Regions from separate parts of the Mus musculus genome. Here region 2 is linked to region 1. The links are chromatin loops, found by intact Hi-C in ENCODE. Cell type or tissue: heart. All regions are shown on one strand. Region 1 has its middle 3.3 kb from the start of App. Region 2 has its middle 16 kb from the start of Gm41483.

What was found. Peaks named below come from ENCODE experiments on the same cell type or tissue, not always from the same donor. Only the 100,000 strongest peaks of a DNase experiment are listed, where the experiment ranks them.
Region 2: a loop joins it to region 1, with 2.5 times the contacts of the local background. A loop is called at or near these places in 1 of 42 quality-filtered maps.

The regions. Positions count from the first base shown.
Region 1 is chr16:85,174,460-85,179,459 of GRCm38, forward strand. It overlaps a transcript of App not described here. Among named protein-coding and RNA genes, the nearest start is that of App, 3.3 kb to the left of the region's middle. In heart, no CTCF peak of the experiment used is centred here; no DNase peak of the experiment used is centred here; H3K27ac peaks cover 457 bases.
Region 2 is chr16:85,304,717-85,309,716 of GRCm38, forward strand. No RefSeq gene overlaps it. Among named protein-coding and RNA genes, the nearest start is that of Gm41483, 16 kb to the right of the region's middle. In heart, no CTCF peak of the experiment used is centred here; no DNase peak of the experiment used is centred here.

The DNA.
Region 1 (5,000 bases):
CTCCACCTCCATCACCCAGGACTTCTTCCTGGAACTCTGCTCTCGATTTTTTTTTTTTTTTTTTTTTTTGGATCTGCCCTTATCCAGTGAAATGAACCTCCGTAAAACCATTTTCTCCTAGATTAAACACAAACTTCCCAGTGTTAAAATTACATTAGACCCATCCAGACATGCTCCCACTACCACCACCCTCCCGACCTAATGTGGCTTCAGACGCCAAGCTTTTGGCTCTCCCTAGGCTAGTGGAAGGAGATGAAGGTAATACCAAATGCATTCCTGGCTTCTGAGGCCACAGCCTTTTCCTTTACCTGATGTGTTTGCTGCTTAATTTTTTAATAACTTGACATGAGCTCTGGTCATCTGGGAAGGGGGAACCTAAATTGAGAGACATGCCTCCATTAGACTGACATGCAGGCAAACCTGTGGGGCATATTCTTTCTTATTAGTTGATGTGGGAGACCAGCCCTGAGCAGGTGGTCCTGGCTTGTGTAAGGAAGCAGGCTGAAGAAGCCAGGAGGGAAAAAAACAACAAGCAGTTTCTGCCACTGCCCAGTTCCTGCTTCAGGTTCCTGCCCTGTGTTCCTGCTCTGAGTTCCCTTCGCGTTAGACTGTGATCAGAACGCGTGAGGCTAATAAGCCCTGTCCTCGAGTTGCTTAGGATCGTGATTTTTTTATAACTCTGCAATAGAAAGCAACCTAGAAGGCCCGCTCTTTCTTTCCCACAGCAAGGAATCCAATCCCCTGTAAGTGTGGTGGGAGGATAGGTCTCCACCTCTTCCTTTCTGAGAAGTCAGCACTCATCTATCAACATGCCTACATACCACCTGCCCAACTCTACAGATACCTTTTTGTATTTGTCCTGAATGTCTGTCCTCTGAAGGTCCTCAACAAATAACAACAAATATTTGCTAAGTAACGTTTGCTTTGATTACATATGGCATTCATTTCCTACAGAAGCCAAGGAAAGGATAGGGAGGTAGCTCAGTCAATAAAGTACTTACTATCTAAACACGAGGACCTGAGTTCCACCCCTGGAAGCCACATAAAAATGTCAGCCATGCTAGCACCTGCTTAGGAGGGAGAGAGAGACAGACAGACTCTTGGGTAAGGTAAGCCAGGAAAGAGATCCTATCTCCAAAAAAAAAAAAAAAAAAGTGGAAAGCTTCAGCATCCAGAGCATCACCTAAGGATGACTTACAACAAGCATGCACATGCGCGCGCACACACACACATAGGCATGTACATACATGCACACATACACATATACACATACACACACAGACATACACACATATATACATACAGACATACAGACAAGCATACTCTTACACATACACACACATATCTATACTTCAAACACACTACATTTACACACACAGACATATACATACATACATACATACACATATATACATATATTTACTGACATACATACAAACAGACATACACACAGACAGACATACACACAGACACACTTACTCTTACATACATACACATATATACATATATTTACCGACATACATACAAACAGACATACACACAGACAGACATACACACAGACACACTTACTCTTACACACACACACATATACACAGATACACATATCTGTACTTCAGACACACGTACACTTAAACACACACACATACACAGACATACACACACATACACCTATAACACACACACACATATGCACACTTCAGACACACATATACTTACAGATACATACACATGCACACACAGACACACATACTCTTACAGACATACACATATATACACAGACATATACATAGGCACACGTATACTTACAGACACACACATAACAGAACACACACACATACACACAAATCCAAGGAAGTCATTACTACTACCCCCAACCCCCATTCACAGGCCAGGAAAACAGTCTTAGAGCTTAACTACAGCTTAACCATAGGGGGACTGGTTATTTCATACCTTGAATATCACACTCCTTCCCCAATACACTTACCTATCATCATGATCTCCTGTCTGTAGGAACAAGGAAGGAACCTGAACACCCAGGAGAACAGATCCAGTTCCAGATCTCGAAAGATCTTACGGGAAATGAAAGCTCGAGACCTTTTGTCCAAGATTAAACGTTTATAGATCGTGACAGTGGGGCATTATATTGAGCGTTTCTGAACATAGAGCAGAGTGAGCCCCCCCCCCCCCACCCAATATGTGCCAGGGGAAAGAGGCAGGAATTATTTTTAAAAAGAGGAGGGTAAGTGTCTTCTTTTGAGTAGGCCTATTTAAAAAACCCAGTGATAAATGATAACCCACAGAAACAGAAATCCTTAGCATGAGCAGTCTCACTTCACACGGCTGAAGTTCATCCCATTCACATTCCTGAGCAGGGCGTGCTCAGAGGAAACGGTCAACTTGGCATTGTGCCAGAAAGAGCTTTCCTGTTTTCTATTTAAAATTTCCTAAAAGTTTGTTTTTCTTTTATTCCATTCCTGCTCTTTTCCCTCTCTCCCTCTCTCCTCTCTCCTCTCTCCTCTCTCCTCTCTCCTCTCTCCCTCTCTCCCTCCCCACCCCCCTCTGTGTGCCCACAAGTGTGAGTGTGCTCACTAAGGTCACAAAAGGGAGTCGTATTCCCAAGAGTTAGGATTGTAGACTGTTGTGAGCTGCCTTAGGAACCCTTTAGGTCTTCTATAAGAGCAGGAAGTGCTCTTAACCAATTAGAGAGTGTATGTACTGTGTGCGAGAGAGCACAAGCAAGCACAGTCTATGGCTCATATGGGGAGGTCATGGGGCAACTTCAGTGGTCTGGTCTCTCCTTCCACCTCGTTAAGGCAGAGTCCCTATTGTCATTTCTGCCCTGTCGTGTCCTCCACCAGGCTGAACTTCTAGGTGATCTGTCACCATCTTGCATCTCACTTTTAGGGAGTCTGTGATCACAGCAGATGTGTGCCCCTGCATCTGGCTTTCTTACAGGTGTGGATTCTAGATTGCTTACATTGTCAGACTTTTACCTGACGGCTGGCCAAGCCCTCCAACCTGATCCCCTAAAATCTCTCCTGTTTCATCACTACTCAGAGATTCCAATGGCTTTCTACACCTTACAACTTCCTCTTCTCTAATGTAATATCACTTCCTGTCCAGGGTGATGTATCTTTCCATGCCCACGCACAGGAGGCACAGCAACATCTCTAGTTAGAATCCTTAAGGAAGGACTCGGCATGGTGGTACATGCCTTTAAATCCAATGGAGACAGAGGCAGGTCAGGCCTGGCCAGACAGAGTACACAGTGAGACCCTGTGATGATTTGTATTTGCTCAGCCCAGGGAGTGGCACTACTAGAAGGTGTGACCCTGTTGGAGTAGGTGTGTCACTGTGGGTGTGGGCTTTAAGACCCTCATCCTAGCTGCCTGAAAGCCAGTCTTCTGCTAGCAGCCTCCAGCTGAAGATGTAGAACGCTTAGCTCCTCTTGAACCATGCCTGCCTGGATGCTGCCATGTTCCTGCCTTGATGATAATGAACTGAACCACTGAACCTGTTAGCCAGCTCCAATTAAATGTTGTTCTTTATAAGAGTTGCCTTGGTCATGGGTGTCTGTTCACAGCACTAAAACCCTAAGACAGACCCTGTCTCAAGCAAACAAAAAGAATCTTCAGGGAAGAAACCAACCACATGTCTACAGAAATCTCTCTGGAACCTGGACTTAATAAGACCACTTTGAGACATTCAGTAGCCATCTGTGCAGGCCAGTCTATCTTCGGATAACTAGCTCTGAAATATCCGGTTACTAGAAAGTTTTCCTCACTACTTATAGATACCATACATATTTTATCCCTTGTAACACAGCAGAATAACCATTTCTACACTGTATATCTCTAAACGATATCTGGCTACTCCCACCTCCAGAGTCCTCTTATCACAAGCTAAGTCCCATAAATGGCAGAATTTTTCTTCCTTCCATACTGTAAATAAGTTCTGGCTTGTTGTGTCTGTAGCTTAATGCTGTCCTTGATTTTGTGACGATCTACCTTGCACAGTGCACTCAGGATGGTTACACTTGCTAGTAAATCTTCCAGCTTTATGCATGGCACTGCTAAAGAAAACCCTTCTCACATCTAAGCATTCACCCATGCCCCATAAACACCATCAAGAGTACTGGTAAGTCTGAGCCAGAAGACGGGACCATAACTTTTTTAAGACTACCATGACAAAATACCTCAGTCTAGGGGTTGAGATCAAATGGCAGGGTATGTGGCTAGTCTCTCTGCAGCTATGCGAATCTGTTCCCAGAAATGCAAAACAAAACAGAAGCCACAAGAAAACTTAGTGATGTAAATAAGAGAGACTTTCTTCCATTGCTGGAAGCTAGAGGTCTCAGATCATGGGGTTATCAGAGCTAATGTCTACTAAGATATCTGCCTCTGGCCAGCTCTTGCTTATCTTCCCTCTCTGGTTTTACATATTCTTCCCTGTGAGTGTATTAATGTTTAATTTCTCCATTGTAAAGGCTACCAAACGTTGAACTAAAGCCCACCCTCTGACGTCACTAAATAATTACCTCTTTTAGCACCCTGTATCTAAACGTGGATACATCCTGAGGTTTGAGGTGATTAGAATTTTGAAATAGGAATTTTGGATCGAGGAGCTATCACAGGAACACACTGAGATCAGCTCAGACACGGTCTAGAATGTTCCAACTAGCCTTCACCTTTATCACAAAGGCCAGCAATTCTTCCATCCTTTTGAGGTAGAAGGTAACTCTGGTGAACAGTAAAGATGGAAATGCAAAGGCCTTCTTTCTCTCTGTCCTCCACCAGGTCAGCATTCTGACCCCCATGCAGCTGGCTTGCCTTGTCTTTCCCACGAGTATCAGCCTCTGAGAATAAGTAAAAGGGCACTTGATAGTCTCCCTTGGAAGAAGTTTTGACAATTTAATTTAGCCATTGATGCCATACAGAATATCAGTAGCTTTAAAGATGAGAAATGTATTTCCTGACATGTTGGGGAAAGTCTAAGATACA
Region 2 (5,000 bases), 130 kb after region 1:
CCCCTTCCTTTGGGCACAGCAGGAATGCCACTGTGCCCCATGATTAAAGGCTGATGCCATACTCATAGTATTCTTTATGACCAAGGACTCTTTACTCTTAGTAATTTTGCCTATAAGGGGCTACTTGTCCATGTGAAATTATCATGAACAGAGGTGGAAGGTTGTGAGACTCTGAGCATTAGTTTTAAATGCCAACTTGCCTTAGCCTACAATCGCCTGGGAAGAGTCACGACTGAGAAGTTGTCTAGATCAGATTGGCCTGTTGGCTTTTCTGGAGGAGATTTTCCCGATTGCCTTAACTGAGAGGTAATGAAAGATCCACTCTGAATGTGGGAGACAGAATTTTATACACTGGGCCTCCGAACTGACCGAGAGTAAAGAATAGTGACTAGGCATAAGTAATCGAGCAGGAAGCATGGGGCATTGTTTACTTCTGCTCTTCGCTGTGGAAGTGACTATCTGCTCTTCCTGACTTAACTTCTGAGTGATAGGCTGTAATCTGGATTTTAAAGACTAAATAAACCTTTTCCTCCCCCACCCCATGTTCCTTTTTTTTTTTTTTTTTTTAATGGTCAGGATATTTTATTATAGCAACAAAATGACATCAGAACAGTGGGTAAGCACGGAGTCTGTCGAGTGAAGATTTGTGCTTTCTCGGGTTTGTGACACCTTTTGTCCCCATTTATTTGAAAGAAAACCTTGAACATACCAATGTTCTGAGCCAATAAAATAGAACACTCTGAAGTGACATGAGGATTTTTAAAAAGACACTTTTATTTATTTATCTGTTTGATATATGTGAGTACACTGTCGTTGTCTTCAGACATACCAGAAGAGGACATCTGATCCCATTGCAGGATGGTTGTGAGCAACCATGTGGTTGCTGGGAATTGAACTCAGGACCTGTGGATAAGCAGTCAGTGCTCTTAACCGCTGAGCCATCTCTCCAGCTCCACATGAGTATTTTTTAAATGTTGGAGGAAAACTACATTTGCAAGGAGTATGTTTTCTCTATATTACTTGAGATCTCTTTTATGAGTTTTTATGATTATTGATATGAACATTTTCAATAGAACTCTTGCCCATTTTTAAGAGGTTTCAATTTCACAGGTTGAGGCTAGGAAGTCACTGACATTCATTTGGCAAGCTGTACTATTATAGCATTAGGTTTTAGAGGTTATCTAGATAATGTAGATTGACCATAGGTGTTAATAGTATGATAAAAGGTTCTTCCCCTTCCATATCTGGCCCTTTTATAATAACCTAAGAAGGTGTCTTTGCTGGAGATACTGTATGTGTATACTACAGCAACACAGATAATGTCCATCATATGAAGATAGAGGACTATGCCAGTGTTGATTGGAAATGGAGGAGGGTCTAATAGATTTTTTTCTTAAATAACAGCTCTAGGTTCAAGTTCTCAGAGAAAAGTCTCTACTCAGTGATTTATGCGCAGAGGTATTGAGAGAATGCTCTGGGGTCAATATTCCTGGAAGAATGAGGAGGGTTAGGGTGAAGGACAAGTTTAATGCTGGTGACATTGTAAGAAGAACATCAACTGACCCCACAATGTTCAATAAAACTAGGGTGCCTTAGTGAACCAAATAAAGGCAAAGAGTTGGACCTTATATCTCAAGCTTGGCCACAGTGGCCATGGGCCAGCCAAAAGAATGAGCAACTTTGGGAGAAGTGGCTACTTAGACATAAGCAATTCATAGGTAGAGGTTCTATCAAAAGTTCTCAGCAACCAGTGCTTACAGCAACTAGGAAATGTACATCTCAGTCCTGAACGAGACCTTGGTTCTGTAATGGACAAAGCAAGTCTTATTTTGAGGGAATATATTACCGTTCAAATTCTGTAAGAATCAAGCTTGAAATCCATCATGCTAATTAACATTACCTGGCTATATTGATTAGTCCCTTGACAGCAGGGGATCGATTTTATGCCACTTCCAGAAATGACTCTAAAAGATGCTTCTAACTTCTGCAGAATCTTAGTTTGCTGTGAGTGGAGAATGGACATAGTGCATAGTGTTCTTGTTACTAATTGTAAAGACAGTTTATATAACCAAAGATGTGTGCTTTCGAGTGCCTTTATCATGTTACTCAAGGCCAACTTGCTTATGTATGGGCTATAGATGATAGACTATGTTGTAAGGGTATTATCTTAGCCTCACATGGACAATTTTCACTTTTTCTTTTCTTTTCTTTTCTTTTCTTTTTTTTTTTTGAAACAGGGTTTCTCTGTATAGCCCTGGCTGTCCTGGATCTCACTCTGTAGACCAGGCTGGCCTTGAACTCAGAAATCCGCCTGCTTCTGCCTCCTGAGTGCTGGGATTAAAGGCATGCACCACCACGTTTTTAACCTCACCTCCAAGTCACCAGAGATGCTGCTTTGGAGGGAGCTGGTCCATATCTTAGAGGCATCAACACTAGGTATTAGCAGCATCCGAATGGCTTGGTCACAGCATCTTGTCTAAAAGAAGGCTGGATGAAGGGGTTGAAAGCAGATTGCAAGGGTTCCGAGCACAGTGATTCCAGACTCTTTTTATGTGGCAGCCTTAGGAAAATTAAATTGCGTTTTTCTATGCATCTCTAAAATGAATAGTAATAAGACATATAACAACAGCACCTTCTCAACCTGAATTTTAAAGTTACTTGGGAATAACAGAACAAGTGTGCCACGCCTGTTCATCATCATCATGTTCATGAGTATGAAGTAAAAACAGGAGGATTTGACCAACTCACATTTTATATACATGTATGAAATTCGCAAGCAAAGATTTCAAAGGGTTAAAGAAAAAGAACTGAAGACTTAAGCCATTGATAGCATGAAAATACATGGAAGGAGGTGTTAGCTTTTTATAAACTTTATAAATCATTGTCTCATTCTTCAGTGTCAGAGGTAAAGCTTTTTGCTATATACATCAAATAATGTTAGTATTAGCAAAGGGCGAGTGTCCTTGAATGACCTTGGCATAGCCGCTTTCCGCAATCCTTTTGCTAGAGATTTAAAAAGACCAAACTCTTAGTCTAGACCACAACTGAAACGGAGTGATTTGGGGAACGCATTTCTCAGAAAAGCCCGAGCTTCTCATCGCTGATGGATCACCTCACTTAATCTGGAGAACAATCTTGTGACCGCTGCTACTGGAACTTTCTTCCCCCCTGCATATGTAGGAGGAAAACAAGATGACCAGAGGCTGTGAATATAAACGGGCAGAGATTGGGATCTGAAAAATAACCATGAGCACAGGCAATGGTATCATTGCAGAGCTGTGGAGGGACCCAAAGACAAAATCACAGCACGAACCTCTCCCTCCCTCCCTCCATCTCTGTGTGTGTGTGTGTGTGCACGTGAGTGTGTGTGTGTGTGTGTGTGTGTGTGTGTATTCAGAGCACAGATGGCCAACAGCCCCTTCCTCCTGATGACCAGCTGCAGAGGTGCCCCTCCTGGGGTGGCTACAGACAGCAGAATCATTAGCTCTGCTTTCGCTGGGGCCATCTGTCTCTGGGTGTGTTATTTATCTCAGTAGACTGAAAAGCCGACCAGTCCTCTGTCCGTGTAATTATTAAATGACTTGGCATATGTCTCTGCACGAATGTAAAGCAAAGCCGTCCTTGAGAAACAGCCTTTTGTTTTGGGCCCTGTTAAAAAGTAAATTAAGCATGAGAAGGTGTTAACATTTGTCAACAACGTTTTTGTTTTCATACACATCTAATTTATTCTTTTTTAAATACCCTTAGCTTTGTTCTTTTTTTTCTTTTGGATATGTTCTTTATTTACATTTCAAAGGTTATCCACTTTCCCAGTCCCTCCACCCCCCTCCCGAAACCTCCTATTCCGTCTTCCCTCCCCCTGCTTCTATGAGGGTGTTCCTACACCTACCTACCCACTCCCACCTTCCCACCCTCAGCTACCCTACATTGGGGCATCTATGGAGCCTTCACAGGACCAAGGACTTCTCCTCCCATTAATGACAAGGCCATCCTTTGCAATGTATTCAGCTGGAGCCATGTTCACTCCTTTGTTGATGGCTTAGTCTCTGGGAGCTCTTGGGAGACTGGTTGGTTGATATTGTCAACAATGGTTTTGTTTGGAGGTTGCAATAGACCCTCTCTCAGTATTTGGTGAAAGAGAAGGTAGCAGGAGGAATCACACTGGTGGAGACAATTGCCCCTGAAGGCTGGCACCTAATCTTTTCCATTTGGTCTCAGAATTATGAGGTTGATGCCATTAACTTAGTTTTAGGAACTATCATATGATACAGAATTACGCTTAAAGAGGAAGAGATACATATATGATTTTGAAAAATTAAAAAATAATCTTACCTTTGGTCAGTTCCTCAGAGTTTCTCAGTCAACATACTTTGCTTTTCTATCACCAAAATAATATGTCTTCTCTCTCCCTCTCCCTTTCCCTCTCTCTCTCTGTCTCCGTCTCCCTCTCCCTCCCCTTCTCCCCCCTCCCCTTCCCCCTCTTCCTCACTCTGCCTCTTCCTCTCCCTCTCCCTCTCTCTGTCTCCGTCTCCCTCCCCTTCTCCCCCACTCCCCTTCCCCCTCTCCCTCTCCCTCCCCTTCCCCCTCTCCCTTTCCTTCCCCCTCTTCCTCACTCTGCCTCTGGTCATAGGAAGATTCAGAGGTGTCCTGAGAAGTTTATCCTGATGGGAACAGAAGAACAAAATTTTCTGGTGGCCATTTGTGACAAGGGTATCCAAATAAATGGCAGTAGATGGGGGGAGAAATAATGCTTATATATTTTATTTTAAAAATAAAGGAACTCAGTGCCTCTGCATGGTCCTGTGCACTAGCAGCTGGAAAGAGATTTTGGCAGAGGATGATATGGTCTAATTAAAATAAGAGAGGGGCTGGGAGATGGTCAGGGTAAGAAAAGGGAAATTTGCAAGCATCCTTTGTTATATTGTGTAACTGTCTTTCCAAAGGAGTCACGTGGCATCTGAGAGCAAAGCTGAATCAGATTGAGTGGGAGGGCTTAAGGA